Linked DNA regions of Mus musculus: region 1 is linked to region 2. A link is a loop called in an ENCODE intact Hi-C map of the cell type or tissue named here. Cell type or tissue: left cerebral cortex. All regions are shown on one strand. Each heading gives the region's core, and the rest is flanking DNA. Links, peaks and the distances in the headings are about the cores only. Region 1 overlaps Gm33981 (a long non-coding RNA gene). Region 2 has its middle 75 kb from the start of Gm34044.

Region 1 (16,731 bases), core at 2,772-10,771, 210 kb after region 2:
CTTTGTTTTATTAATGCATAATTCAATATTGTTATGTATAGCAAAACCCTTAAAAAGGATTTTTGTAATTCCTCCTTGGGATGTGGCCTGAAATATTTCAAGGAAACACCCACTGTCAAGTGCGTGAAAATGAATAATTATGGGAGCCCTAAAACCCCACAGTTGAGCAGACAAGACAGCTGCTATTATTAAGCACTGCAAATTGAAAGTATGGGTCCTATCATTACAAGAACAAAGACATTGCTGGGATAATTATGGAAACGCTATAGCTCCGTTTTTCTGCTAATGCTTCTGGTAGAATGTTTAAAAGCCTCAAAAGGTTAGGAGAGAGAGCTTCGTTTCTGAATCTCGTTACTCACTTCGATGAATGCATTTTTCTACCAATTGTAGTCATAACGGAGCTTGAGATCCCTGCTTCACTAAGATAAGAAAGCAAGAAATTAAATGATAATAAACATCGTGTGGGCTCGGTGGGGGGGATATTGTTTAATGTCAGCGGTGACTGAAACCACCTTCTAGATGACTGAGGCTTTGTTGGCCTCCTCTGTTTATATTAATTTCTCCTTTTCAAAGGCCATTATCTTAAATTGCATGTTATATAACTCGAGCCGCCTCCCTCCAGCCCACAGAACCACTTCGAAAGCAACTTGATGATGCATATTGTCGGGGGGGGGGGGCGGGGGGGGAGTGGAAATCACTCCTAGGCTTAGCATCCAAGGAAGATTACAATCTTGAGACTGTAATGGGAATGGATTAGACTTTGTACAATTTCCTTTTGTCACGTGAATTGAATCCCGTTGTGTTCTTTTCTATGCTGCCTTCAATCACTGTCTCGCACACAAAAATGATCTTTGAAAGTGTTAGCGTCCCTTAAGCTACCCTGGCCTGCTTTTAAGACAGCCAGAAGCTTACTGTTTGATTGGCTCTGGCTTCCCCCTCTGTGAAAACAAAACAAGGAGAGTCAAACAAGCCTGCCTAACAGATGATAGAACCCTGCAAAAAAGCAACCCCCCCCGCCCCCCTTTTTGCCTCAGGCAGCTCCAGCAAGGACGGTTGAGATTTTCATGTTGATCACATGCTAAAAACAAATTGAAAGGAAAGGGAGAGCATGACCACATAAATCCAGTCCTGCGCCAGCAATTGTAGTTCCTTCCAGAGAGAAAATGAGGCACCATGGACGTCCCTAACTGCACACAATATGGCTTCAAGTTTCCAGAGACCACAGGTTTTCCCTCTCCTGTCAGGCTCTCCACGTGCTCGCTGCTTCCAAGGTTAAAACGGAGCCATTCAGACATCAGTAGCATCTATGGACTTTGATAGTGCCTTGAACTGACCAACAGCAAAAGAGGAAACAAATATGCCTGTTAACGCTGGAAGTGAGAGGCTCCCTGCTTCAGAGCTAGATTCTGTTTTGATCTCTGGGGTCTTTGATGTTGGGCAGAATTGCTGCTGCCTGCAACAAGGTCCTCGGGACTTTGGGTGCATGCAAATTAAACTCATTTGGTTGAAGTTGAAAAGGAAGCTATTTTTGCTACTTATTTTTGATGTATGGATCTCATGGAACTATAACCACCAATAAATAACTGATTTCCTCAAATAATATCCGTAAAATTTTCCACATTAAAGTACACACACATTCTTTCAAAACTATATGCTTTCACTAAGTTGAAAAACTGAAGCTGTTCGCATTTTATTATCTGCTCCAAGTGGCTTGAGCTATCCCAATTTATGTAGAATGCTAGAACATTCATTTGTTGAGACAAATGTCTCAAGTAGCAATGAAGAAGGTGTGATTTAAGGACTAGGAAGCCAGAGGTGATACTATCTTGGATCTGTGAGGTGTGTTCACCACGTGGGATCCAAAATCAGCTTGATCTTTGAACTGATTTTACTCTGTGCTGTTCTTGGTAGGCTCAGACTTAAGTTGTAGCACATGTCCCTATAGAAACTACAAAACATTTCTGAGAGGATAAAATGGTTTTATACTTACATTCTTTGGTAAACTTGGAATTGAGAGTCAGCATCAGCTACACAATCCCACGGGAATGAAACTAATATGGTGGCAAACTAGTCTGAAAGAGTCTCCTTCAAGTCCTGTTCGCTGATTAGCCCTGATCTCTCTCAATATAAAAACTGATGAGACTGAAGTACCAACTGAGAATATTAACACATGTGCCACTTAATGACAGGGACACTTGGAGATTTACAGGTTTAGCAGTGTGCAGAAATCAAGAATGAACTTAAATGAAAGTAGGGAAAAGTAGAGGATATGGTCCACTCAATGTGTCCCTAATGCAATCAGGAGAGAATCACAAGATGCCCGAGGCTTACTCTGGCCAGAACACAGCAACATCATTCCAGAGCTGCTTTTTTTTATTATTATTATTTCTTTTTATAATGAAGAGAAGAATAACACTCTAAAATAAAATAAAACTTACATAACATTAAATACCCAAGTCAGTAATGACTGTTTCAAAACCTTCTAGTATTATATATCGTTTGCAAGTCTCAGAGCCAGATACTCATATACCTGGCATCACAGTAGGTGTGCTGACCACAGCTTAGTAACTCATTGCACTAAAGCATGGTGGTGGCTATGAAGTCACAAAGCGATGGGATATGGTATCTCCCCTACCATCTATAGAATTAAGATCATTTATGGCTGGCATTGACTGAAGGGCTATTATGTGGCTCAGGATACTAATAGCAATCTCTTTCCTGTAAGAGGCTCATTTTAAGGGCTTCACATGTGGATTCTCTTACAGCATGATTTCACTTATTGAGGAAATATTTCTATACTCCTGCATCAGATAAAGCCAAGGCTTGAAGACCCACTCTTCACTCATGTTGGCTCAGCTACTAATGCTCATTTTGTCTATTATTTACTAATGTCTATCACATTAACTGACTCATAGAGTTAACTCTCCAAGGCCTTTCAAGACACTAGCTGATTTTTCAGTAAAAAAATAAAAAAAAAAATCATGTTAGTTACAAAAGTCTTTGTACAAGGTTGGTGACAGGAGAGTGAAGCCACAGGACTCAGTACAACAACTATTCCTTTTGCATTTCAGGTACCAGAGGATCCTGTGGGTTGCCACAAGACAAGAAACAGGATGATAACCTGAAATAGACACAGAGCTATTGCTATAATTGCCTGTCTAGAAGTTAGGTAAATCATCTAAACTGTAAGGTGGGAAATTTCTCTTATTACATAAATCAGAGTCTAAACACTTTTTTAAATGGGCATATACCTTCTGTTAATACATTTATTGGTTTTGGTCCTATTTCATAATTGTTTTGACATGGTGAGCAGGACTCGTCCTCTAACATTGGGGTTCTGCCCACTGAAGGCTAGGGAAGTGTGTGACTTCCCTTGTGCATCAGGGTTATCTGGAGCCAGAAAATTAATTCACATGAACTGTCAGTGGGAATCTGTGCTTCCATTGAATAGTTATGGTCCTTCAGACATTATTCTTCATAACAAGACATCAAAACTCCCTCAAGAATCCTGCAAGAGAGATGAGCATTTCCTGGAAATTATGACTTATCTTCTATTATCCCTATTTCTATTGAAATCATTTCCAATTACTGAAGGATAATAGAGTCAATGACCAACTCTGGAAATAATTGCCTGTGTTGGAAACAGTTGGTATGCAGATGCTCTTCAACTCACAGTGAAATTATGTCCCAAGACCCACTCCCTTCAAGAAATTAAAAATGTCAAAGTAGATCTTGTATCTTGGGTCTCTCAGAGACGAGTGGCACAGGAGAGCTCACTGGCCACAGAAGCAACAAAGCTTCTTGGACAGGGTCCCTTCGGGCCTTCATCCTCAGCCAGGAGGCAGAGCTGAGACCCAGACCAATGTGCACCTTCTCTGCCAGAGGAGAGCTTGTCTGCAGAGAGTTCTCTGATCACTGGGACTCAGAAGAGAGTTGGACTTCCAGGAGTGCTGACAGAGGCTAACAGAATCACAGGAGGAACAAGCTCCATCCAGAGACAGCTAGAACATCTAACACCAGAGATTACCAGATGGCAAAATGCAAACATAAGAATCTTACTAACAGAAACCAAGACCACTCAGCATCATCAGAACCCAGTACTCCCATGACAGTGAGTCCTGGTACCCCAACACACCCAAAAAGTAAGATTCAAATTTAAAATCATATCTCATGATGCTGGTAGAGGATTTTAAGAAGGGCATTAATAACTCACTTAAAGAAATAAAGGAGAACACTGCTAAACAGGTTGAAGTACTTGAAGAGGAAGCACAAATATCCCTTAAAGAATTGCAGGAAAAAACTGCTAAACAAGTAAAAGTCCTTAAAAAGGAAACACAAAAATCCCTTAAAGAATTACAGGAAAACACAACAAAACAGGTGATGGAATTGAACAAAACCATCCATGATCTAAAAAGGGAAGTAGAAACAATAAAGAAAACCCAAAGGGAGACAACTCTGGATATAGAAATCCTAGGAAAGAAATCAGGAACCATAGATTCGAGCATCAGCAACAAAATACAAGAGATGGAAGAGAGAGTCTCAGGTGCAGTAGATTCCATAGAGAAGAACATGGGCACAACAATCAAAGAAAATGCAAAATGCAAAAAGATCCTAACTCAAAACATCCAGGACATAATGAGAAGACCAAACCTAATGATAATAGGTATAGATGAGAATGAAGATTTTCAACTTAAAGGGCTAGTAATAACTTCAACAAAATTATAGACCTAAAGAAAGAGATAGCCATGAACATACAAGAAGCCTACAGAACTCCAAACAGACTGGTCCAGAAAAGAAATTCCTCCTGATACATAATAATCAGAACAACAAATGCACTAAATAAAGATAGAATATTAAAAGCAGTAAGGGAAAAAGGTCAAGTAACATATAAGGGCATTATTAGAATTACAGTAGACTTCTCACCAGAAACTATGAAAGCCAGAAGATCCTGGACAGATGTTATACAGACCCTAAGAGAACACAAATGCCAGCCCAGGCTACTATACCTAACAAAACTCTCAATTACCATAGATGGAGAAAGCAAAGTATTCCATGACAAAACCAAAATCATACAATAACTTTCCACGTATCCAGCCCTTCAAAGGATAATAAAGGGAAAACACCAACACAAGGACAAAAATTATGCCCTAGAAAAAGCAAGAAAGTAATCCTTCAACAAACCTAAAAGAAGACAGCCTCGAGAACAGAATCCCAACTCTAACAACAAAAATAACAGGAAGCAACAATTACTTTTCCTTAATATCTCTTAATATCAATGAACTCAATTTACCAATAAAAAAACATAGACTAACAGACTGGCTACATGAACAGGACCCAACATTCTGCTGCTTACAGGAAACATACCTCAGGGACAAACACAGACACTACCTCAGAGTAAAAGACTGGAAAACAATTTTCCAAGCAAATGGTCCAAAGAAACAAGCTGGAATAGACATTCTAATATTGAATAAAATCTACTTCTAACCCAAAGTCATCAAAAAAGACAAGGAGGGACACTTCATACTCATCAAAGGTAAAATCCTCCAAGAAGAACTCTCAATTCTGAATATCTATGGTCCAAATGCAAGGGCAGCCACATTCATTAAAGAAACTTTAGTAAAGCTCAAAGCACACATTGCACCTCACACAATAATAGTAGGAGGCTCAAACCCCACTCTCATCAATGGACAGATCCTGGAATCAGAAACTAAACAGAGACACATTGAAACTAACAGAAGTTATGAAACAAATGGATTTATCAGATACAATTTGCAAAACACATGAAATCAAGAAAAAAGGAGGACCAATGTGTGGCTACTTCATTCCTTCTTAGAATGAGGAACAAAATACCCATGGAAGGCGTTACAGAAACAAAGTTTGGAGCTGAGATGGAAGGAAGGACCATCCAGAGACTACCCTAGCTGGGATCCATTCCATACACAACCACCAAACCCAGACACTATTGCATATGTCAGCAAAATTTTGCTGACAGAACCCTGATATAGCTATCTCTTGTGAGGCTATGCCAGTGCCTGGCAAATGCAGAAGTGGTTGCTCACAGTCATCTATTGGATGGAACACAAGGCCCCCAATGAAGGATCTAGAGAAAGTACCCAAAGAGCTAAAGGGCTCTGCAACCCTATAGGAGGAACAACATTATGAACTAACCAGTACCCCTCAGAGTTTGTGTCTCTAGTTGCATATGTAGCAGAGGATGGACTAGTCAGCCATCAATGAGATTAGAAGCCCTTGGTCTTGTGAAAATTATATGTCCCAGTACAGGGGAATGCCAGGAAGCTGGAGTGGGTGGGTTGGGGAGCAGGGCGGAGGGAGGGTATAGGGGACATTTGGGATAGCATTTGAAATGTAAATGAAGAAAATATCTAATAAAAAAAGATTAACCATCAGAAATATATATATATATATATATATATATATTATCAAAGAGTGTGGGTAACAACTGAGATCTCTGGTGAGCAATGAACATCTACATCCTGATCATTTGGTGACCAGAAGCTTCTGGCTACTCCCACCAACACCCTATGAGATGGTATTAGCCTGGTAAAGGAGCAACATTGAAAGGTCAAAGGATGACTTGTTCTGAACATGTATCACATTTACACTGTTCCAAAGTAAAATAAAAAAATTTAAGTTGAGTAAATTTGTTTTTGAAGCAACAATAGCCATGATATCAGTAAACAATATGTTCTATACATGCTGATAATGTGCTTTAGAATCATGGCTCACTGGTTTTTCAGACAGAAATAATCGCAATGAAGATAGTTGATACTACCTATGTGGACTACTCTCAGAATTTTATGGGGAACATTTTTGTTGATTTACCCCAGTGAGGAATTCATGAGTGAAAACTATATACTCAGTGTCCAACAGAAGCTCAGATTGTCCCAAATAACATATAAATGTGATTTCAGATATTTGCATGGAAAAAATGCTATATTTTTATTACACATTTTTTAAGTTAAAATTTAGTATCATATAAGATTATTAAACTTGAGTAATAATACTGATTTTTAAAACTTGCATGGATGTTAGTTTCATCACTTCTTATTTCACTTCCCAAAGTAGAGAGAATGCGTTATAAAATTTTGACTACTGGAAGATTTTTCTTTTTATCTGCTAAAGCTGAAATCAACAAAGGGAAAATGAAGACATAATTGGATAGAACACACAAGAGTTCCTTTTGGAAGCTTTCGCAGTAGAATATGTCCAAGCAAGAGCTAATACGGTAGCTCATGAAGGATGAAAGTAGCTGACGTAATATTCTAAAACCGAGCTTTGGTTAAATAGCTTAACCTTCTTAGCTCTTATTGAAGCCAGGAGGGAAGTGTTGAGTTCAGCAATTTTTCCTCAACGGCATCTAAGAGAACACTTTAGAAAGTTTTCCATTGATGCCAGGGCCAAGTTTCTGTTGTGTTGTAGAGGGCAGCAACTCTGCTTCCTCTCCAGGCCCTCTGGAGGATCACTCTCATTTCCAAACAGAACTCTCCAAGACTAAAACAATGCCTAAGAGAAGCAGGCTGGAAATCTTGGCTCTCACAACTCTAACTTGGAAGTATTTACATTCCTTTGTATTTTAGCCCATCTGGGTCGGATGAATGAAGTCTTGCCCAAAAACTGTGACCTTTGAATAAGCTTCAAACTGCTCAGTGGGCCAGTTGGAACAAATGTTCAAGAGCATCAAAGAACCATCTTTTTAGAGAAAGATAAAGATGAAGGCGAGTGTAACTATCCCAGTAGGATTCTGTCCATCTTCTTAATAATTCAATCACCTGTGTAATTATAAAACCTAAATTGTGCTCACCTCTGTGCCCTCCTTTCTTCTTACATAAATGTAGTCAAGCTAGCTACAGTACAGAGCTATCTTCAAAGAATATCAGTTATTTTTTTCTTTAAAGCCAAAGGATGATTAATGAAAGAAAATGTAAATCAAGAGAAAGCATCTTATTAATTAAAATCCCAAATTGAGCAGCATAAATTAGATTGGTTCAAGATAGTAGCTAAGTCTTTTTACACACAAAAATAAGCATGAACATATGAAATGTTCACTAAGTTGTTTTTTGAAGAAAATGAGGGCTATGATTAATAAATGAGTATGTCTCTATAATGTTTGGAAATGCTGATTAAAATTCCATTTCAGAGATATGAGCCCATCTAAAACAGAGTGCTCTAAATATGATTTTGCTCATATAAAGATTGCAATTAATGATGTTGATGTAAATAAATATTTATAATATGCTTAAGTGCACTTGGTGTGTTCTGGATGTGTTGGGATCTGTCATTCGAGTTCCATTTATATTACCTCATTTCATTCTTAAAGATTCTCGCTCAGTGAGGTCACCATTCCGTTGAGTGACTAAGTACTGTGAGTGACTTGTCTTAGCTCTCATGAATTTGGAATGAAGTTAACATAGAAATGGTGACTGATTGAGCCAATGAGCCAAAAGCTCAAGTGTGTGAGTAAAAGTTCAGAGTTCCCAGCTTGTAATAGTCAAGGATGAACAAGATGAACAAAAATACTACAGGGATTTCACAGAATCATGGAGAACCAAAAGCCAGGACTCAAGAAGAAGCAAGATGAAGAAGTTATGTGGGAGCTGCTAAGGGTGGCTCCTGCCTCGAAGAACTGCTCCTCGTTATCTTTCCCTGCTTTCTAATGGCTGCGATCATTCTTCCTGGCTTGCTGTTCCAGCCACAAAGAACAATTACTAGGCTCTCCTTTCAAATCTTACATTTCTGTAGTACAGAGTAATGGAACCTCTCAGCAGTGGGCATTTGTGAGGCCTTCCCGTCTTCTGACTCAGACAACAACAACAGTCACTCCATGGGACCATCATGACTGCTGGGGAACACCTTCTTACATTTATGTGGAGCAATGGTCTCCAAATTGATAATTTCTTGGACAGCTACATCCAGAACTAACTGTGCATTTAGCTTTGCAGAGAGATTTACTCACCCTCTAGAAAGCAGATGCCCTCCAGTCTCATCCTCAGTGGTCAATAGTGTACCATAACGTCTAAGACCATCTGGCCAAGTTGTCAGGTCTTCTAATCAGAAACTGGACAGCACATCCCCACACAATGTTGAAAGCTTTTGGACATTAGAATTAAACTAACTCAAAAGATACAGCTTTGAAGCAATACACTGGTGTAGAGAGTAAAAAACCCCCAAATGGCCTGCTTTGGACTTGAAATTGAAAGTAGAAGACACAGGGAAGAGATTTCTCCAGTTACTTGATCGACTTAAAGACAGACTCTCCAAAGAAAAACACAGCTGCCTTGACTCTTTTTACTGAACTTGCATTAACCAGGGAGGATTAAGCTCAGATCACACAGAGACAGAATACTGAACGACACACAGAGAGTCTGAGGAATTTTGTCCCAGCACCTCGTTCCTTGAGCTTATTGCCTTTAAAAACCCATTTTCATTCCCCTCTAAGAGTGCCTTACAGCCCCTACTGCACTACATTCCCTTCCTCCTGTGAAGAGGCATTTAAGCTTCAACCGTATCCCCCTTTGAATGTCATGGTTTGTATGACTCTCATGCACACATTAATGAGAGCTTGGTTTTCTCCTGTTGATCTCTTGTGTTTTCAACTACTGAACCGTTAGATGAAAGGTTTGAACAACAACAATGACAAAATAAGCCCCATTTGATATAGTGAAAAAGAAGTGTGAAACCATGGCAGATGCTGGATGAAATACCTCTTGGGAGGCCAAGTTATATATCAGTTGTCTGATAACAGCGGTTTATGCCACATCAGATGATCAGCACCACCTGATTCATGCTTCTCCTCTCTGAGGGAACGTTTTATTTCTTCAATCCTTCTATCATACGTTACACTCTGAATGTGGTTTTTCTGTACCTCCACTCCTCCTGTTCTTCTCACTCCTCTCTTCCTCAGATTCACTCCTCCTCTTTCGTTTCCCTTCAGAGAAGAGTTGGCTTCCCAGGGGTGTCAACCTAAAATGGTGTAATGAGTTACAGCAAGGCTAGACACAAACTTTCATATTGAGACTCGACTAGACAAACCAGTAGGATGAAAAAGGTTCTAAGAGCAGGCAAAAGAGTCAGAGACAACTCCACTCTCCCTGGTAGGAGCCCCCCTAACACCTTAAGCTAAACAACCATAGCATACATGCAGAGGACCTGGCTCAAACCCATGCATGCTCTGTGAAGCCAGATCCCTAGGAACACCGAGCACTCTCCACCCAAGACAGACACTGAAAACTCTTCCTGCCTCTCCTGCCTGCAGCTTTTCCTGGATAGTATTTGTGTGAGCCCTGATTGAAGGATGCCATTGTGGGCCTCTTAGTGTTTCCTAAATTTGCCCAATCAAGCACTGGCAAATGTTTCATTGTGTAATATTGCACAGAGATCATCTCAATTTCACGATTCTGGCTTTGGGTAGTTTCGTCATGAGAAAGTAACCTATCACATTTCTGTGTGTACATGTTTAGGTGTGTATCAGTGAAGTATAAACTACAGCTTCGTTGGTGTCAGAAGTATTCTACAGACAGAAACCTATGGAAGAAATGGAGGAACTGAGTGGGATCATAAAATACCAGAACAGGATAATAATAGCAATGATGGTGTAAATTGTGTGCGGCAAATACTGGTGTCAGAGCTGTCCCCTCAGGTATGACGTTCTATGTCTGCCAATGTCAGACATAAAAACACACAATGTACCTGTGTAAATTCAGCACATTAAGGGCTTACCAAGAACCAACCTATCACCTCTGAGGAAGCAATCAGACACAGATTACTAAAGTAATTGCATGTGGTTGAACAAGTAGTACACCCCACAGACCTAGAAAGTACTTCCCAGGTCAGTCATAACAAATTTTCATATTATTGCAGATGTGTAACAGATAACGACAAATCTTAAGGAATAAAAGATGCCCTTTTCAAATTGATGCAAAGAAGCTATCCAGGGTAAAATAATAGCGGTTGTCATTTCCCGGTACATCAGAGGCAACTGAGATAAGCTACAAACAAAACTCCCCTTCTATGTTAACAAATGCATCTTCCAAAGAAAGGCATTGCTACCTTGGGAAATTGAGCATTTAGTCTTTTGTTCCCAGTCAGGGACTCCTAACTGTTATAATCAACACTGAGCATCTCCCAGGTTTTGTTTAGGAAGGAGATCCTGAGTTCGCAATTAGATGCACATTTCTACTTTCATCTTTAAAAGCAAGGGGAAGAAGCTTTGAAGACAGGATACTGGTTAAGAGTGTCCACTGCTCTTATATAGGATCTGGGTTCAGAAACTACATTGTGTAGCTTAGAACATCCTGTAATGCCAGTCCTAGAGGACTTAACTCAATCCTCTGTTGCCCTTGGATTTTGGCATATATGGGACACACACACATGCATATATACGATTTAAAATATTTCAATTTAAATTAACAATAATAAACAAACACTTTCAGGATATAGAGAGGTGGTTCGCTATTGGAAAAGGCATTTACCATGCATATGTAAGGACCCGAGTTCAAATCCTCAGAACCTCTATAAATTCTAGATGGGCATAGTATAGTGCTTGTAATCCTAGCCGAGTATCCTCAAGGCAAATTGATTAACTGGACTTGATAAGGTAATGGGCTCTTGATTCAAATGCATGGCCTACTTCCATACATAAGATGGTGAATGATCGAGGAAGGTATCCAATATTAACCTTTAACTTACACACACACACACACACACACACACACACACCTACACACACACGTGCATACAACCATCACACACACAAATTGTGTTTAAACTTTACTCTACCTCCTCATTTCTTGGAAGTAAATTGGACATCCTGTAAGTTTTCAGAAATTATCTAAGATGCATAGTTTGTATTGCAGAGAAAAACTAAGAAGAGCGAGATAACAAGGATCCAATGTTTCCCCATCTGGCTATAGACCTGGGGAAACAATGCCGAGGACCAGCTGGGGTAATAGGGCGTTTTCTATGATTTCCATCACCCCATTATGAGATTGGCCAAATCAATGGCTTATTTTATAATCTGAAAGCCAAACTAAAGGTGAAAGATTTTTTTTTTCCATCTTGTCAGTAACACTAGGCCTGGATATGTGTGTGTGTGTGTGTGTGTGTCTTCCCTAGGGAGGCATGCAGCAGGTGTAAGAGCCCGCGGCGATTGCTGCTGGCCGTTGATTACTCTCTGTGTAATTTGCAAAGCTCTGTATTCCCACAGCTTTGTGTAATATATCAACAGTAATAGATTCATAATCATTATTCAGCCTACTGGAGGTTTGGTCACTGTGACAGATGTCTTCCCAATTTTCATGTTGCGGGCTCTCAATTTTTTCCCCTTTCCCTCTGGAAAATATTTAATATAAAAATCTATCTTTAATGCATTTGGTAGGAAGTGTGCATCAAGAGGTGACACTGGCTATCAATCTCTAACTCCTCTCGAGTACTTAATTAACTATGATGAGCCAAGAACGTGAGCATTTGCCACACTTAGTTTATCCTCACTAGATTTTAGGGCAAGATCAACTAAACAAGGCACATTTACAATGACCCACTGAACAAGGCACACTTATGCAATGTGGGTGCGTTTCCATTTGGTACTCTGAAAGGTATGAGATTGGGCTCTAGATTTCAAGGCACTGCTTTATCTTAATGTCTCGGGGGTCTTGTCTTATAACTCTTTCTAGATGGCCTTCCATTTTAGTCTTAGGGATTCTCAGAACTAGATAGAAAATGTAGAATATTTTCTTAAGTGTAGCCTGAAGATAGACACCTTATGATACAAGATAGCTCTGACAGAGGCTAATGCACTCAGTCAATACTGTTCTTATTTCTCTCTCTCAACTTAGGGCTTGTCCTGCAAATAAATAAGAATGGAGCACCCATATCCCCTGTAATTGTCATTTAGCTTAATAAAAAAAATAATGATCTCTTGAATCATAGACATGTTAATATTTACTTACTGACTCTTAAGGAACCACTTTTATTATTCTAATTCCTTTGGATCTGAATGAAAATTAATGTTGCTATTTTTTAAATATTTACCATCTGGTTTGTTTTATCCGATTGCTCTTGGTCCTAATTTCATTCCCTAACATATTGTACCAAATGTTCTGTTTTAAAATACATTTGAGATTATTAAAGACCACCATACTTAACAATGAGTTAAACGTTCTACAAAGAAAGAGTAAAAGACAAAGAGTAACATCCATTAACTCTTTCCTGCCAGGCATTGTGGTATGCATGAGCCAGTACTCTAGAGGCAAAGGTAAGGAATTTCAAATTTGAGGAATACATGGTGTACATGATGAGAATAATACCACCCTTAATTATTTAGGAAGACCCTGTCTCAATAGATGGATAGATAGATAGATAGATAGATAGATAGATAGATAGATAGATAGATAGAAGGTATAGCTTTCCTAAGGAAAGTTGGCCTCTACACCATTAGATTACATCGAGAATATAGGTTAGAAATATTACAAAGCATGTGGCTTCCTCAGTTAAAGTACTCTGGAAATGCTAACGCATTTCTTCTTCATTCACATGTTTCTTACTATTCTGACTGAAGTGAGAGGTTGGCAGGAAAGAACTGCAACAGTCTATCTATACTAGAGTATGGGCAAGACTGGGATTTCCATACACAGCTCTTTTTTCCTGCATCTGAGAACAATTTCTTAAAATGACATTAAATAAGAATGAGTTAATACATAACCTCTGATCTTCAATGCTGCCTGGTCCACCAAGTGTATCTTTCAATGACTTTCATTTATCTATTCTTTATTACACTAAGAAATGTTTTAGTTGTATTAAAACTAACTAATTGAATGTTAATGAGAAATATTGACATAATGTACTAGTAACAAGCTTCATATGCAACAGACTAAAAAGACAGTATTATCTGCCTAATTAATCCCACCATTAATCCAGCAGATATACATTAAAAGGTTCTTTCCATCAGTAGAGCAAAATTAGATTCCATGTAAGCCATGGACTTTGACAGTGGCTGCCAATACCAGCACCTTCATTATCTAAAAAACAAAACAAACAAATGCAACAAACAAGTAGGTTTTGCTTCTTGCTCAACATGACACACAGGTTATTTCACAAACCACAAAGAATTAATTATTGGTTGATTGTTTGGTGTCCTGATTCTAGAAATTTTTTTCTCTTTCCTTTGCAAGAGTCATATTGCACCCTGTTTCGATGCCTTATGAGTAAATTAAAATCCTGTATCCGTCAGATTTTTCATCGCTGTAACAAGTACATGGAAAACAGCTTATATTGAAGAATGGTTTGTCAGTTGGTAACGTCTGGATGTGATTGGATTCTGAGGGCTCAGTTTTAATTGTTGGATTATTTCGATTGATGATGATGAAGTTCCAGTTGTCAAGTCTGTGAAGGAGATTTCATAATTCAAATCATAACACAAGTGAATTTAATGCTGCATCCTTTTGTTCTTCAAAAAGAACCACATATACACTAGACAGGTCTGCTTGCTTATCCTATATTAAGTCTGTATGAAACTACTCATACTTGCTTTTGAAGAATTAAATGACCAGTACCATTGTAGCAATAAAAATGCAATGGAAGGATGATGGGAGACTAGGCCACAACTGGGTAAAGCAATAAGAAAACTTAGCTGGATATAAAAGTGCCTATCAGTAATCCCAGCACTTGGGAGGCTGAGGCAGGAAGATGATGCATTCAAATGAGGGCTGGGCTACATTGTAAGAGTCTATCTTGGAAAAAAAAGAAAGAAAACTAGAAGTTTAGATTAATTTTGTTATGCTGTGATTTTACATTATTTCTGCCAGAGCCAAGGCTTGTTGTAGGTTCCTTACTCTTCAAGAAAATTTCTAAGTAATTTCCAAGTCTAAATTGTAAGAATAGTGGCAAAGATTGGTGAAAGAAAAGGAAGAGGGTTAAGGGGATACCCTATAAATTAAATTCTGCCTATTTGAAAGTAAAAACAACTACCTTTTGTGTTCTAAGGCAAATCTCTGTTCCATATGAGTCAAGTCTGCTGTTTAACATAAATTCTCATCTTAATTGTTTGCAGTAATTATTTTTTTATTTTACCTAGAAGGGAAGAAAACCCATTAGATTGAATAATTCAGCATAATGCTTCAGAAAGTAAAATCTAAACTCACATGACCTCCAAGGTCTTTTTGATTTCTCTTCTTCAAGATGCTCAAGCTATGAAATGCTAAACATGCAGTCCAAATCTGCCATGACCAAGTCGATTTCAGATTTCCATTGTTGTCAAGTGTGTGGACTAGATGGATAGAGGCTTCAGAGTGGTTTATAATGTATCTGCTTGTCTTTTTCTGTTTAATCCGTCGGTGGGAGTGATGGCTTGACATAATCACTGGCTTCCAATAAGTAATTCCATTCACTATCAGTTTTTAATTTTATTTCCTCATTCCTTTATTGATGGGGTAAAATACTGGTTAATCTGCAGCGCACAGGCAAGCCCTGCGTTGTCACTATTAATTTCACACCGCTGTATCTTCATGTTCAGCCTCATACAGTAATTAAAAAAAATCATTATAAAGTTGAAATTAAGCTTGAAAAATAATTCTTGGCTTTAGTTTGTGTGAAGCTAATGGCTGGCTTAATAGCAATTTTTTTATTTTCTTCATGTAGCCAAGGTCTTACTTTCACTAGTAAAAATATTCACTGGCCTGCTTTTCTTTGTTTCTTGCTTGTCTGTGTCTTTGATATTAGAATGTGTGACTTCACACATTCTCTTACAGGCAGATGGGAGTTATCCTTTTTAACTTTATTAATACACTTGCTATGAGCAGTGGTTCTCAACATGGGGGTCCCTAGAGGAAGTGCAGAGAAACTCTCATAGAGTGATTTTTCTAGACAGCAAGTTCAATGGAATCAGAAACTGGCTATTGGGTCCCATCTATCTGCGTTACAAGACCTTTTAAATGACTCTATTCTATGCTATACGTTGAGTTTTTAAACATTTTCCACCCTGTGCTGACTTTAGCCCTACAGAAAACCTGAAGAGTAGCATTTGCAATCCCATTTCACGCATGAAGAAGTGAAAGCTCAGTAAAATCCAGGGACCACTAATATTCTTGAAACTGGTAGACTGCAGCATCAGGATTCAAAGCGGGAACTCTTTCATCTGCCTCCTGTCACATTAATGGATTTCTGTAACATGTCATTGGATGCATCATATGGATACTCTCTGCAGAGTTACATAAAAGTGGGTATTTCTTTTATCAAAATGAAGTTATATAGGAACCAAAAGCCATATCCACTTATGCTATACTACAATCCTCCACATGCACACGTACACTGTCACCTTGTCTCTATTCTGTACCCTCTACATTCATACACATTGTGACTTATTCCTAGAGTGGGCTGTCAGCCATCTCTGGGTGAATGTATCTAATATGCCGACCGCCTCTTAGACTCTACCTAGACTGTTAGAACTTGTTGACTGTCAAGCTGAAGACCTTGAGAGGAATCTATAAATCAATAATTTTTTCCCTACAAGTTTGTGTCCTAATTGTCAAAAAGCAAACAATAAATGTATTGGTTCCCGAGAGCAACTCAAGCCTGCAAAATTACTCATTAAAAAGGAATTATGAATTGTTCATAGACAATCTGCTTAACATCACCAAGGAAGCGAGAGATAGGATATACCATAGTCAGTATTAGAGAGTTTTGGAGACAATTCCATTACCTAAGGTGGATAGTTATGTG
Region 2 (16,731 bases), core at 4,428-12,427:
TAAAAATTTATATACATGTAAGAATAGCTTGACCTAAGGTGTTTCAAGAAAACACCAAGAGCCATTATTCATTTATATGATACAGTTGAGTGACTAAGTATGATCTAAGCAAATCAAATTCTAGTGGAAAATTGTTTTTGTTTTGTTTTGGTTTTGCTTTTTTTCTCTGCTGACAGGTCATGAAAAGATGGAAACATCATTTGCCTTACAAAGTGTGTCATTGTTGACCCTTTGAACTTCAAGTTTTACGATAATGGCCTTAAATTTATGGAACTGGATCTGTCTCCTAAATATACTGATTCTCATTGGTAAACAGAAAGGCATAGATAGTAGATTGAAAATTTGGTTTCTCTCATAGATAGCTCACTTCAGTTTTAGCTAATTCAACAGGGAAATGTCCTGAGGCAGCTGATCTCAGTAACTTATGGAAAATTTCTTTAATATGACTTGAGTATGTCAGGTGGGCTACTACTCAACAAATTCCTCCTCTCACCAACATATTTCAAATGATTTAGATCCATGAGTAAGAACTTACTCTTGACCTTGGATCCCTGAAACAAATATGCATCATACACATGTGTAAGTGTGAAAACTTGGTTTGTTTCTTAAAGTTTTCTGTAATTTTCTTTTACATGGAACTGCAGTTGGGGTTCCATTACTGTGGAATGTGAACCTTCTCCATGGTCAGAGCACAGCTTTAGCTGCAGGTTCTAAATTCATTATGGGAACTGAAAGGGTGGAGAGTGCAGGCAAGGGAGGGGAAGTGAGTTTTTCAGTCTGTCATTCTTGCCAATGTTTCCTGGGACTCCCATCATTCCTATCTGCCTGTTCTCCTCAGACACAGGTAGTCTCAGTTGCTCTGAGCCACAAATCCAACATAGATGCTTTCACAAACTACAAGTGGGGCCATCTGCCACACATCCTCTCAGCCATTGCTTCCTTGGGACTTGTTACCTTTTCAACGATGCTAATATACGGTCTTCCCCAATTTGAGGGACAAATGAACCCATCTCTTATAATTTTCTCCACTTATTTATACCCAGCATAGAGACCTCTTAGGTGGGGGATTACTATGACTCTCCATGCCCTTGGTGATCATCAGCAGATAGCAGTCCATGAGGGCAAAAGGAGCAGAGATGACAGATGGGAGAGGGAGGGGTTGGAAGCCCTGTGAGTAAGTATGGTGAAGAAGACACATCAGGACCAGCTGGAGGGAGACAGTTCAACTGTATCTGGGGTTATTCAAGGCTTATATAATTTGGGGGAGTAGAGATAGGAACATCCAGGATAGGCAAAAGTCATTAACTGAAGGGTTAAAGTACCAAACTGTCTCATTAGCGTGGAGAAGTATGTTGGGAATCGCGGGTGCTAGCTGAATGGGTTATGGGGAGCAGGGGCAGACAGAAAAGAAGTTGAACCTACAACCTAACTAAGGCTACATGACATTCTTCAGATAGAGGGGTGTATGTGTGTGTGTGTGTGTGTGTGTGTGTGTGTGTGTGTGTTCAGGTGGGTATTGAACTCCCTAGAAAAGGTCAGAGAAGGGAAAACCCTGTCAATGAAGGGAGTCCTCTATTATGCCCAGAAGGCTATCAGATCAATGGTAAGACTTCGACCTTAATTAACAGAGTTTCCCCACAGATTATGTTCTGTGGTCTAGTTGTTTATTCCAGGATATTGTTCATCTATTTAAATTTTTGCTTCCAAGAGTTTAGCTATTTTGTAAACCTAGATTCAGGAAGACTTGGAGAATGTTACAGAATCAGAGGAGGATGGCATTCTAGTGTGTTTACCTACCATGTTTTTACTTGTCTCAGATGCCTGCTTTAATAGACAGTTGTAAACATCTGACACTCATCAATATCTTTGCATTGATAAGGAGGAGGGTAAAAATTACCCTGCACTCAAAGAACTAACCTCTGATTAAATGAACTGGTGTTTGTGAACATTTGCATTTGTCTAATTCACATGCACATCGAGAGAAATTTGCAATCTAGTGAAAAAGAAAGACTAGGCCATAAATAACAGTAATGTAAAATCTAAAATGATTAATCTGCTCTCGTGAGCCATAAACAAAGAGCTTCGAGAGCCCTGAGAAGGTAATTAATTTTAATCAGAGGGCTTGAGGGCGTTAAACTTTACTGGGTCCCAGCCTACATAGAAAGCAAATGCAAACCTCTCTGGGCATTTCCCTCAGCTCTCTTGAGTACAGTGGGTGGTGGTATAGTCACCTGCTAGCCTTGGTTATGCCATACTGGGTTTTAGAGGGTTCAGAGCTCCAGGGTAGGTTTTGCTAGAGTTTCTTCCTATAGGCCTTGGATAGTTGTTAGAACAAGTTGAGTGCAGTGCCTGTTCCTATCTATTTCTCTAAAGTGTATTGTCTAGCTTCGAGACTTTTGGCAGTGGTGGTGGATAGAGTCTCTCATGCTTCTACTGGTTTTTGGTCTAGTTTTGTTTTGCTTTCACCTGAGAAGACAACTTTGTATTCATTGCCACTTTGTTCTTGACTTTTTCTAACTGGATATATGTTGTTCAGAAGTTAAAAAGCTAAAAGGATCAGCCAGGGCTTCCTTTAAAAGAAATGCAAAAGCTTGAATGTATATTACTAAGTGAAGTTATCCAATATATATACAATCGTGTGTATATGTATATGTGTGTGTGCATGCCTGTGAATGTATATATGAGTCTATGTGTGTGCATGTGTATGAGTGTATGTGTGTGAGTTTGTATTGCATGAGTGTGTGTGTGTGTGTGTGTGTGTGTGTGTGTGTGTGTGCTACACACAGTGCTTGATTTCAATTATGTGATATTTTGGAAGAGATAGATCTATGAAGACAGTCAAATTAACCATGGTTGCTCCATTTCAAGGGGAAAGAAAAGGTGAATAGGTAAGACACAGAGAATATTGAGGGCAATGAAATTAGTGAATGGGATTATAAATGTGGTCACATGTCATTATTCATCTATTCAAGCCCATAGACACTAGTAATAGTCAACCCTAATGTAGACTGTGCACTTTGAGAGATAATGATGTATCAATGCTGTCTCATCACTTGTACCACATGTACCACTCTGGCTTGGGATGTTGGTGGCTAAAGAGGCTGTTTGGGAACAGAAAGTATAGGGAAACTGAATTTTCCATTCAGTTTAGTAGGACCCCAGGACTGCTTTAAAAATTGAAGTCTATGTGGGAGGAGTTAGAAAAAGGGATGTAGCTCACTGGTAGAGGACTTACTTAATATACACAAGGGACCATACTTGATCTCTCATAGCACTAAGAACACTGAAAACACATGCCAGCACACACACACACACACACACACACACACTCATGCACATACATTCACACACATATTGTCATACACACATACCCACACATAAATACACACACTCATACATACATACATTCACACACATGCACATTCACACATATACTCATACATATACTTACACACAGCCATATACACACACTTATACACACTCTCATACATATGCACGCACAAGCACACATACAAACACTCTTTTACATGCACACTTATACACACATGAATATACACACATACACTCATACACACACACATGAACACACTCATATACACATACTCATACTCACATATGCACACATACACACTCAGGCACATATGTAGACACACACCTTCACATACATGCACACTCATACACACATGCATATACACACATTCACACACATATGAACACACTCATACACACATACTCACCCACACATGTATACACATACACATTCATACAACATTTATATACACATGTTATATCTATTTTTTTTGTTTCTTCACTCCTCCTGGCTCTTTTGATTCTCCAGGACTACCTCCTTTATCTGTTGGTCTATATGTAAAAGCAAAAAAAAAAAATTATGCACCATCTTTTATTTCTTGTGATAAGCATTTGAATTGTGCCTTGATGTTCAACTTCAAAGGAGCATAGCTCAGATATAGAAAGGGCAAAAGGAAAAGAAACAAAGCAATAAAGGAACTATCATTAGCAATTGCTGTGAGCCATTTCAATGTTCCCTGTTTGTGTTATCAATCAAAGAAAAACTCTGAGTGTATTCTGGCTTATGTAAGATCACATAAAATGTGTGTTTATAATGATGAGAAAAGATAGTCTGTCTCCTCTTCAATCACCATGGTAACCTCTAAAAGCAAAGATTGTGTCTGATTAGGTTGCCCTTCTCTGGAAGAATTGACCAGAAAAAAAAAATCTCTTTGAAAAGTTTAAAGCAGAGAGTAAGATAAGGCTGGTCTCCTTTCTTTTTGGCCTCTCCTTGACTCCACGAACAATAGTGAGTCATCCTAATTTTTGTTCCCAGTTGCACAAAGGGTGGTCCACTTGCCTCACGAAGAATCCCCCTCAGGTCCGTTCTAGGTGAGCGTCTCCTGAACACCTCTTCATCAGAATTCCAGACAGCCTTGTGATTGCTGATGAGGGAGGGGATCAAGAGCACCCCCAAAAGAAGAATAAACCATTGGGAAAATGGCTAGATCTGCTCGGGGTAAGCACTGACAAAATGGACAGGGAATTCGGGCTCAATCATGCCATTCTAAGATGCTTCTGGAGGCAGGACAACCCCAAAAAGGTGGGCACAGTGAAGGAGCAGGGCGATAATTCCTTGCCTGGATTATTGGAGATTGACATGAAATTCCTGCTCCCTTTCTCTTTTTCTTTTGTTTTTTCCTGAAATTTCTTTGCAATGATAAAATTCTAGTAATCTTTGCAACTATAAAATCTGTGCACAATCTGGTTCCACCCTCCCCTCCCCCCCCCCAATGTTGTTATTGCTAAATCTAGTGCCTATCAAATGTAGTGTAAATCAATTCTTCTGTCCCTTTGATCTCATTTCCTAAATAATACAGTAACTAGGTGCACTGGTGGCTTCCTAATAGGAGGAGGATTACCAAGGAGAGGAGATGGTATCTCCATTCCTATGTAACCGAGACAGTACAAGTTTACTGGACACATGGTCTGTGGGGATAGGCTTAGACAAAATTCATGTGACTTCTGCCAAACATTTGCTAACCCTTCGATGCCTAATAAACCTGAAAGATGAGCACTATCAAATGTCATCGAAGTCCCTTACATGACAATAATGAGGTCATGTTACCAACTTTACACAGGACAAAAATAAAATCTTTGCATTTGAATAAAAGATGACAGATAAAAGTTATTTTCCTCTTTTATTGAAAGAAACTGGATTGTGTCTTGTGATTATAAATGATTACTATAACAAATTTAGAAACCCAAAACTACACAGATAATGGAGAGAGAGAGAGTTCTACAAAGGCCTGTGGTGTTCATTTTCCAGCGTCACTGAAGCAAAGGCAGGAAGTTATCAAGCCTCATACACCACGTTAAAACGAATTAATGGATCCATCCAATACTTTTGACTAAAACCTACAACTAAAATATTCCATTATAAAATGAGTATCTCATATGTATGTAGCAACAATTAAAAAAAAGAGAGAGGCCATCGATTTGAAAAAGAGCAAGAAGAGTGGAATTATCTGGGAGGTAGGTTTAAAGGGCAGAAAAGGGAAGTCGGGGATGATGGGCTTCTATTGTAATCTACACAAAGAAAAAGAACAATTGTAAAACTTTGTGTGGGGTGCAGGTGTGAGTGCATGTGGATGCCCAAAAACAACCTTAGGTGTCACCCTTAGAAACATTGTTCACCAGCTCTGAGAAAGGACTCATTGACTTGGAGCTGTCATCTGGGGCAGAATAACAACCAGTGAGCTCCAGCAACCCTCCTGTCTTGGCCCCACCAGTACTGGGATTATGAGTTCCAACCACCATATATTCCATTTTTATACATGTTCTGGGAATCAAATAAGGTCCCCATGCTTTTTAGGCCAGTGGCTTCACACCTTGAGCCATCCTCCTGGTCCCAATAAGTTCTTGCATGATCATGTGGCGAACACATGTTGCCTATGTACTAGATATATTTGGACACTAGTTTTACAGGAACTTACTGATTTCCAGAATAACTCCATTAAATATTTAGTCATATAATCATATCATTAGATGACTGGGGGGCAGAGACACAGGGAAAGTTAGGTAACCTGCATAGGCTGAAACAACTGGCCAAGAGCAATGTCATGATCTGACCCTAGAAGGTCTGACTTCAGGGCTCTGCTCTATTAAACAGCAAACCATACTACAAAGCAGTGTTATCGGTAATGTATATGATGCACTGAACCTATGGTGACTAAAAGGATGTATACACACACATATGCATAAGCACACATCTATGTACAGCTATTCCTCATTATCTGTAGATTTATCTACTTGCTAAATTCTGTGACTTCGTAAACCAATACGGGGGGGGGGGGGGGGAAAGTTCTAGGTGGAGTGACGCACTACTGCGTTTTGGCAACTCTTTTCATAAATGAATATCCTTTTCATGATCTAATAAGTGCTGGATTTTCCCAATTTTTCTTGTTTCTTCTTGATAATTTTATTCTTTAAAGCACTTTTTGAGGCAAGTGTGAATGTGCTGTCTAGTATTCCTCCATGCATGAATATTGCTGTGTGCCTTGCCAAGAAAACGTGTGACAGAAGAGCTTTGTCCAGGCATGAATTATAATGCCATTGACTGTGAGTTCGATGTTAATGAATCATAAGTAAGATGTCTCCACACATAAAATAAGATTATATATTGATCAGTAGACAAGAGGCTTACAGAAACCTGCTTTTGTGTTCCCCATAGGAACAGTACTACAATAGACACAAAACTCAATTTGGTGATCACAAAGAACCTGTAGAACATAGTTCCTAAAGTCAAGAGAATCAAATATACATGTATAATGTGCTTTGAATAAGAATGGCCACATAGGCTCATATATTTGAATGCTTGGAGGGAGCACTATTTGGAAGGGTTCATGGAAGAAGGGTGTCATTGGGGATGGTCTTTGAGGTTTCAGAAGCCTAGGCCAAACCTAGAGTCTCTCCCTCTTCCTGCTGCCTATGGACCAGATGTGCAACTCTCAACTTCTCCAGCACCATGTCTGCCTGCACACCGGCTTTCTGCTAGAATGTCAGTTCATATTAAGCCTCTGAAACCATAAGGAAAACCCAATTAAATGTTTTCCTTTATAAGAGTTGCTGTGGTCATGGGGTCTCTTCGTGGCAATGGAACACTGACTAAGTACATAATGTATATTCTTATTTATATGTATATTGTCTCAGGAAATATTTTTAATTCTTTATTTTACTTTTGAGATTATAATATAATTACTTCATTTCCTCTGTTTCTTACGTCCTCCAAACCTTCCCGAAGACCCAGTCTTTGTGTCTTTAAATTCCATGGGCTCTTTATTCATCAATTGATGAATTGATGAATATATATTCCGAGATACATAAAGACCACCTGCTCAAGGTGTATGATGTGACTTCTGCGCATGGTCTCAGATCCCCAGACCAATCATAAGAGGATGGTAAATTCTGTGCTGTGTGTGTTTGTGAGGGGAGTTAAGAGATTAGAGAGTAGAAAAGAAGCAATATTTACTTACCACCTCATGGAATTTATCACATGTATTATCCATAAAATAACAGACAGCACTAAAGAAATAAATGAAAGAAAATTTCTAATGCTTCCGTTACTCTCACCAACAATAATTTGAAGAAGCAAACATTTCATTAGTAATTGCTCAAGCTTTCAAAATGCAGATAGAACACACACTGGCTTCTTTTTACAAGGACATACATTAAGTCTCCCCTCCCTTTTTCCTCTAGCCTTCCACTCGTCAGCCCCTCCCTGCACTGGCACAGATTTCTGATAACAGACTTCCTGTCACCCAGGCTATCTCCTTGTGCTGGCCTTTCCACGGTACCCACACTGGAGAGACAAGTCCTGTCATTGTTCTGAAATGTAAGGCAGGAGCTTAGATGAGGAGATATCAAACAGAGAAGAAACTTCCTGTAAGGTCTATTTGGTGGTGGTGGTAGTTGTAAAGTGTGTGTGTGTGTGTGTGTGTGTGTGTGTGTGTGTGTGTGTGTATCTCTGTGTGTTTACTTCTAAGTATGGCTATGAGTTTTTTGGAAAAGAAAAGAACTCTCTATTATAAGTCACCTCTTATGCCCTTTATACATTTTATTAGTTTCTTATTTGACTGGAGAAAAAGACAAATATTTTAATTTTACCAGAGGAAATGGACTACCGGTGAATAAGCAGCAGCCTGACATCCAGCCTTCTATATTCCCAGTATACAAGAAGATGGCTATCTCAGTACATCCGTTGTTTTCAGGAAAGACACTTGAACAGGGTTAAAGACATTTTGTTTGCTTGTTTGCTTTAGGGAAAATACACATACTGATACTGGCACTGGACGAATACAGAAGGGGCTGTGCATTTAGAGTTCCTGATCGTGATGGCTTCTAGTACTGAGCTATGTTATTAGTCTCAAGCCTGTATTTCAATTAGACTGCTTCCCCCACCTCTCTGAGACTGAGTTGTAATGCTCACTATTTCCTCTAGAGGGAGAACGGAACAGCAATCCACCAGAACGGTATTTATGGAAAAACTGGGTCAATTAGAGTAACCCTGAAGATTTTTTCATGACAGAAAAACACGAGTTTGCCAGGAGTTCCATAAACCAAAACACAGAGTGGTTACTTGCAATAAGTGGCCTTCTCTGTGTAACCGAGTCACCCTTTGTAATGTATAGGAATGTGGCCTCAGTTTGCTGTCGATATTAAAGCAATAGGGAAAAAAGTTGGGGGCACACACCTCATTTCACTCACTTTACCCACTCACTTTATATAAGTTATAAAGATGTCTCCATTACATTACAGATGATAAGCTCATTAGAGATGTTTGCAAAGCTGTGCATTTGAGTCGCAGTCTTTATGAGCATCCCCTGCTCGAGCACACATGCAAGGTAGCATGAGTGAGGAAGACAATCTGCAGAATGAGCTATTCGGTACATAAAGACACTGCCTAGTACCTCACATCGGGATGACCATCCATTCCCTCCTCCCTGTACCATTTTCCAGGATAGCCAGCATTTGGCTGACATGATCCAATCCTTTTAAGTTTCAGAGACTTGATTTAAAAAAAAAAAAAAAAAGCAACCCTGTTTTAAGATTTGTGTGCCTTATCCAGAAGCTCCCATCAATGGTCGCCACCCAGCTACTACACATCCTGAAAAAATAAGTATCAAATGGAGCCAAGACCAGCAACTCCAGGAATAAAGACTCCTACGAGACAGCAATGGTGATAGGAAATTCTCCTGTTCATCAGTGTGGTGCCCAGTTCCCCACCCCCACCCTGATGATACAGTGACATCATTGGTCAGCAGCAGCACTGGCCTATTTTCTGTACTGCTTATGGTGGATTGGACTGGATGGAAATAAACATCTTATATAACAGGCAGGCTGTGCTTCCTGTCTTTCTCTCCCTACCCAAGGAGATTTTCCCAGTGTGAATTCTGCCTGTACAATTAACATTGGCCAAATTTCAGTTGAAAAAAAAATCTGTTAGGGTTTTAAGCAGATTAACAAATACAGCCCATGGATGCTGTCCCCTATTCCTTCTCCTTTATACGCATGAACGCACACACACACACACACACACACACACACACACACACACACACACGAGAGAGAGAGAGAGAGAGAGAGAGAGAGAGAGAGAGAGAGAGAGAGAGAGAGAATCTCCGAGTTTGCCTCCCACCATTGCCTCCAGGCCCCCTGCAATCAAAACAGCTTTTTATCAAGAGACAAGAAAAGCAAGCAAGTTAAATTGAAATTGGTCTTGGAACAGTTGAAAACAAAATAAAAGATTGCAGATTAGAGCTATTGTCCCATCTCGGAGATACAAAGCAGACCCCCCTCTGTGCTTATTTTCTCGGCATTGAAACAGACAAACCAAAGATTATGAAAGGGTGCATCCTGCCCTAAGTAGCCTTCAGCATCAAGAAGAGTACAACCCTAGAACCAGACATGTGCAATTGTGATTTGTAATGATTAACCAAGACTCCCTGAGCTTTGTCTCATAAATCTTGCTTTGTGTGGAACCGTTTATGAATCCTTGAACTTGAGCATTTTATTGTAGAGGCTGCTTCTGAAGAAATTACGTACAAATGAGCCTTCAGTATGATTTTGCTGATTCCAGTACAATAAGTCAGAGACAGCCGAGAGCTAAGGGGCGGGGAGGAGGAGGGGGGAAATGGTTGAACAGCTTAGTGGAGACTCATTTGAAATCAGCAAAGTGATGCTATGTTGGGAAGGAGGAGGTTAACTGACCTAGTGGACTTTGTTGGTGAAATCATTGTGCAGTCTTGATGCAGTCAGTATTTGAACATCATATGCATGCCTCGAACATGGAAAATACCAAAATAATCTGAATAACATGGAGCTTGAACTTGGCATTTGAGGATTTTTTTTTCACTGAACTACTGATTTGCAGTCCAACTTAGGAACATGCTTAGGAGCCAATTCAGGGGGTAGATGATGAATTAAAAGGGCCAGAAAGATTGCACGTGGCAGAGAACCAGAAAAATTTACTGCATGATTGTGTCTTCTAGAAGCTTCACCCATGATACACCAACAGTATGACTGCCCAAACAAGGCCTGAATGAGGACGACACCCACAGATATGGTACAGTGGAAGAGGGAAATCTCACAGGGACACATTGTGCCACTAGTCAAAACAATTACAGGCTACTAAGGAATTGTCCAAGTGGTAGAATCAGTCGTTCCCAAGGCTGGGGATAACTCCTGAAGGCTTATCCAATACTGAGCAGCCGTGCCTGAAATCACATGCATGCATGTAACACTAAATAGACCCAGCAGGTTGATTTATACATGTATGGATATGTGTAACAATTTTTAAAGAAGCCATACATTTTAGAAGGAGGGAGGGCACTAGAGGAGTTGGAAGGAAGGGGAAAGAGGAAATGACACAAATATATCTTAATTAAAAAAAAAAAAAGATAACCTACTCCTTCCTCTGTGGGGGAAAAAAGATTACAGAGTGTCCATCCTAAGCAGGAACCATTTTGAAGAGACTGAATGTGACTCTCTCTCTCTATGGTCTCTATTCATTGATGCAGAGTCGACATATTTGGTTAAGAAAGTCAGTCCTGTGCAAAGTGCATGCCACACTTTTTATCCATTTGGAGATTCATGTCTGAGTTCAAAGGTGACTCACTGTTAAACAATATGCACTAGTATAGCACATGCATCTTTCTTCACCTTACACCCATGACATCTGCATTTCTGAAGGTAATGGGTCCATGTTCATTCTGCAAATTCTGCAAATTCAGAGAGATGATGTAGCAGGAAAGGTTCATATTTAAGTGTCTCCTTCAGTTTTTCTATCCATAAGAAGCTAAATAATATGTTAGACTGCTCTCTTTTTTCATCTTTAGTATGAAGACAATAATGCCTTTTTTCTTTATTAAAATATTTTATTTATTTACATTTCAAAAGTGGCCCCCCCTTCCCAGTTTCCTTTCCCAGAATTCTTCATCCCGCCCCACCCCTGCCCACCACTGAAAGGGTGCTCCCTGACCACCCACCCCTACCAGTATTCCTCTTCCCTGGGATATCAAGTTATTACAGGATTAAGTACGTCCTCTCCCACCGAGGCCATAAATGGCAGTCCTCTGCTACACAGGAGCCTGCCCGGGGCCTCGAACCAGCCCGTGTATGCTCCATGGTTGGTGGCTTAGTCTCTGGGAGCTCGGGGGCAGGGGCAGCAGGGGGAGGGCCCAGGTTAATTGACACTGTTGTTCTTCCTATGGAGTTGCAATCCCCTTCAGCTCCTTCAGTCCTTCCTCTAACTCTTCCATATTGGTCCCTGACCTCAATCCAATGGTTGGCTAAGTATCTGCATTTGTCTCAGTCAGTCACTGGTAGAGCCTCTCAGAGAACAGCTATGCCAAGTCCTGTCTGGACGCACAATATGGAGTAATAGTGTCAGGATTTGGTGTGCATACATGGAATGGATTCTAAGTTGGGCTAGTCACTGGGTGGCCTTTCTTTCAGTCTCTGTTCCATTTTTGTCTCTGCATTTCTTCTAGACAGGAACAAATCTAGGTTAAACATTTTTGAAGATGGGTCCCCTGCCTCAACTGGGGGCCGTGTCTATCTACTTGAGGTGATCTCTTCCAGTTCCATCTCTCCACTGTTGGGCATTTTGCCTCTCATTCCCATTGAGTCCTTGAATTGCAGATCTCTGTGACTTTCTAGAGGTTCTCCCTGACCCATAACCCCTACTGCTGCATATATTAATTCATTTTCCTGGCCTTCTAGGACTCCCTCCTGTCATTCACCCTACCTGATCCTGCCCCTCCTTCCCCTCCCCTCTCCTTTACCACCCAGTTTTCTCCCTCCCTCCCTCCCTCCCTCCCTCCCTCCCTCCCTCCCTCCCTCCCTCTGCCTCCCATGATTACTTGATAATTTCCTTCTCCTTGTAAGTGATTTTCAAGTATTCACACTTGGGTCTTCCTTCCTGTTAAGCTTCCTATGATCTGTGAGTTATATCATGGGTCTTCTGACTTTTTTGACTAATATCCACTTATCAGTGAGTATATACCATGCATGTCTTTTTGGGTCGGATTACCTCACTCAAGATATTTTCTAGTTCCATCCATTTGCCTGCAAAATTCATGATGCTCTCATTTTTAATAGCTGAATAGTATTCCATAAATGAACCATATTTTCTGTATCCGTTCTTCTGTATCCAGCCTCTGGCTTTTACAAATAGGCTGCTATGAACATAGTGGAACACTTGTCTTTGTGGTATGGTGGAGAATCTTTTGGGTATATGCCCAGGAATGGTTCAACACCCTTAATCATCAAGGAAAGGCAAGTCAAAATCACCCTGAGATTCTGCTTTCCACTAATCAGGATAGCTAAGATAAAAAACACAAGGGACTTTACATTCTGGTGAGAATATGGAAAACGAGGAACACTCCTCCATTGCTGGTACGGTTGCAAACTGGGACAACCACTCTGGAAATCAGTCTGGTGCTTCTTCAGAAAATTGGAAATAGCTCTACCTGAAGACCCAGACGATGATGCTTTAAAAATATTTTGAGGACAAACGTAAGATTTCTAGTGAAATTTAGGACAAATTCCTGGACATATATGCACGCATATGTTGTATATATGGGACTTTGAATAATGAAAATCATATGTATTCATTTTGTAATTTCACAGAAAAAATAAAGATTGAAATGTTTAGCCTTTCCCAAACAAGAGAAAAAAGCTTTTTTACTTTTTATAATAACTATTTGTTTATAAGCTTAAGAAATGATGAAGACTGTCTCACTCTTTCTTGTGCAAATACAGCTATTTGCAGAGTGTATAGTGTTAAAATTAATTTTCAGTTGTTGAATCCAACAAATATTTTGTGTTTAACAATACAAAAGGGAAATAAAAATCTTTTAGTGTTCATTATTGTCAAACAGATTTTAGAAGTGCTAAGAAAAGATAAACTAAAAAACAATAACAAGGCATTTAGAAATTACATAAGACTGAAGTTTTGCAAGCACTAAATGAAAATATCAGTTAATTTAAAGGTTAATGTTTTTACATGCATTTCAAGGGTGGAGAAATATTTATGTATGAAAAATCTGTAGACTATGCTTTCTTTGACTTTTTGACAAATATTTCGAAGTATTTTTTACATTAAGGAGGTCAAACCTCAGGCTCTTAATTGATAATTTAAAAGAAACAAAATGATAAATATCTTCAAATGAATATGATTATAAAAAGTACATATCTTTATACAGTGGTAACTTAGAGAAAACATTGCTATGTGTATTTCTGTAAACTAAGAATGTTGAATCCTGGTGCTCTTTATGAGCTTCGAATCACCTCTGCTAAACCTATTGAAAGTTTGCTGGCTTTATGGTTTAGAAGTAGCTGCTATTTCTAAGTAAATTTGAGATGAAGGAAATTTACATTTCATGGATTCTGGATAGGGAAGTAACAGCTTTTATGTCTCTGTGTAAAACCCAGAGGCCAGCTTCTTTCTTTATTAAATTTTATAATGTATCTATCATAGCTCCCTAATTAAAGTCACACATGTATGATTCATGTTTTGAAATTCAATTGCTTTCCACTTTCCCTAATTTACCATATATTATGTATTGAAGTGGTCTTTGTGTGCAATGAAACAGTACCACAATGATTGTTTTGCTCATTGGTTAAATCTGGCCATTCATAATGCTGAAGGGTTAAAAGAAAGAGTTCTGTCTTTCCTAAATACATATTCAACTGTGTGGCTGGAAAAGTTGCATTATTTTCTTATGCTTACAGAAAGCTTGCATTTAAAATTTATTCAAGAAATACAAATATTTAAATATCTATTCAGTTCCTTTTACACATCTGGAGTATGTCTGGAACTAAGCTGAGAAGGAGCTCTGCTCAAATTCACATTCTGGATGAACACACATGGAAACTCTCTTTAAAAATGAATAATAGAGTTCAGAGACTCAGAAGATCCATATCCATTCTAGCAAGCAGTATAGCCTCAGCTCAAATGTTAACTGAGCCTGAACTCAGCCTGGGTAAACTTCTATGGCCAAAAAAAATTACAATTCTTATGGAAATTTCCATTGATTTAGAGAATATGAATACACAATGCCAGTGTTGTCACACTGGAAAGCAACCTATGCTATGATGAGGAAGAGCTCTGTAAATGACCAGAAAGAGAAGTGTGAGTTCATGGAGTAGACTGGTCATGGACCTAACCTGTGTCAACAATGTAAAGGAAGTGAGGCCAACCTGATTGTCTTTCCACCACAGAAATTAAACTAGAGATAATCTAGGAGGAGTTGTGGGAGGGGAAAACACGATCAAATATATTCTATGTCTGAATCTAGCTGCATTTAATTTCATTGAAGGTTTTGCCTTTTTGCCACTAACATACAAACAAGACAAAGTATCCACTCATGATTATGGTGCGTTAAGGAAGATCCTAATTTTGTAAATGCATTGTTCCATATGAGCCAGGGACAAGCAGGGCAAATGAATGTATAGCCCTATCCCCTGAGGAACTCAGATCCAACCCCATGGTGATTACCTTCCAGCAGACAATGAGGTCAACGCATTTCAAGGCTCTTTAGAGGTCACTATGTATTTTGTAATTGAGTAGATATTAGAACACAAAATTGCATCTCTCATTTGTCATCCTCTTAAACTTCTGTATTGCTGAGCCTGGGACTTAACAACTCTGGGCTGCATTTTTCTGTCTCTGTTTCTATACCACATCTTAGCTCTCATCTCACCTCCTGTTTAATTTATTAACTCATCTTCATTATTTTTCAAAATAGTTACTAACTTTTCACTCATGTATTCCTTGGGCTTGCTTTAAAATTTTTCTCAGTCATCTTTGTTTTCCTCTGTCCAGGAACAATTAAACTGATACTGATTTTTTTAACAATCCCACAGATAATAATTATTTTCATCTCCACCTCACACAAATTCTAATTTGAGACATAAGACAAAAATATGCAAATGGAAACCCAAGTCACTTTTGCATCACTAAAGATTAAGAACATTGTCAGATGTTTTGTATATAAAATATTTACATTATGATTCATAGCAGCAGCAAATTACAGTCATGAAGTAGTAACAAAATGATTTTATGGTTGGGGTCACTATGACATGATAACTTTAATGTACATAGCTCTCCTGCACCTCAAAATTTTGTGCCTAAGTTTCTAAGTGACAGGTTTTCATTTATTATTCATTTTTTCATTGAGACATAGTTTACAAGTAAAGAAATTTCTAGAACCTAACTCTACAGTTCAATCAGATTTGGTAACTCTACACACACAAATCTGTAGTAAGAGTTAGAATCTTTTTAAAATTCTTTAATCTCAGTGTGCCACTTCCTTGTGGATCCCTCCCCATCTGGAGGCAACTGTCATTCTGATTCCTCCCACCATACATCAATATCTGACTTAGAAATACACATATGCATGATTATAGCATTTGAAATCTCCAGTGGCTTTGTCTACTCACTCAGCGGGGTAGCTGGAAATTGCTCTGTGTTTTTGTTCATATTAGTATTTCATTCCTTTGTATTTCCATGTGATGATTTACTACATAAATAGATAATAGTTTGCTTGTCTGATCTTATTTTTTTCTTCTATGAATGAATATGAGTGTTCTTTCTGCACTTTTGAATATGTATGTGCATATGCATGTTCAATTATTCCTCTGAAAACGTTTCTCTTGGATGAATGCTTGAGATTGTGCTGGGTCATGAGACAGAAGAACATTCAATTTCATAAGAAACTATCAAATATACTTTCACAGTACATGTGCCATTTAATGTTCCCATGGCCGTGACTTTTCACCATCATAATGTGACAGCCTTTTGCATTTTCCTCTGCACAGTAATATCTCACTCTGATTTTTGTTTCATTGTAATATGATGCAGATATCTACTATTATTAAAGCCCTCCTATCACACTAATTTGTTTTGAATAATACAGCTCCCAATACCTAGAACAAATTTTACTCTTGGGGAAAATTATGAATTAATGCTACTTAGCAATATTTTAAGAACATGACAGAATCCCTTAGTATTTAAGTAAAGGAGAAGGCAGGTATAAAAATTGGCTTGTTTGTATTTTCAATTGTATTTGATGAATGTGGATATCTTGTTGGCTTGTATATATGTGTACCATGTGCCTACCAGATACTCATGAAGGCAAGAAGAGCACATTGGATACC

Evidence for each region. Peaks named below come from ENCODE experiments on the same cell type or tissue, not always from the same donor. Only the 100,000 strongest peaks of a DNase experiment are listed, where the experiment ranks them.
Region 1: it touches region 2 in a loop (2.5-fold over the local background); 2 of 42 quality-filtered maps call a loop at or near these places.

Annotation. Positions count from the first base shown.
Region 1 is chr10:96,939,832-96,956,562 of GRCm38, reverse strand. It overlaps Gm33981 (a long non-coding RNA gene), which reads left to right. Exons shown (of 3, transcript XR_380715.2): 2 at 3,072-3,190; 3 at 10,479-10,813. Among named protein-coding and RNA genes, the nearest start is that of Gm33981, 11 kb to the left of the region's middle. In left cerebral cortex, for the core only: no CTCF peak of the experiment used is centred there; a DNase peak (open chromatin) is centred at 7,501.
Region 2 is chr10:97,152,214-97,168,944 of GRCm38, reverse strand. No RefSeq gene overlaps it. Among named protein-coding and RNA genes, the nearest start is that of Gm34044, 75 kb to the left of the region's middle. In left cerebral cortex, for the core only: a CTCF peak has its summit at 8,499; DNase peaks (open chromatin) are centred at 8,521, 8,792, 9,406 and 9,923; H3K27ac peaks cover 1,227 bases.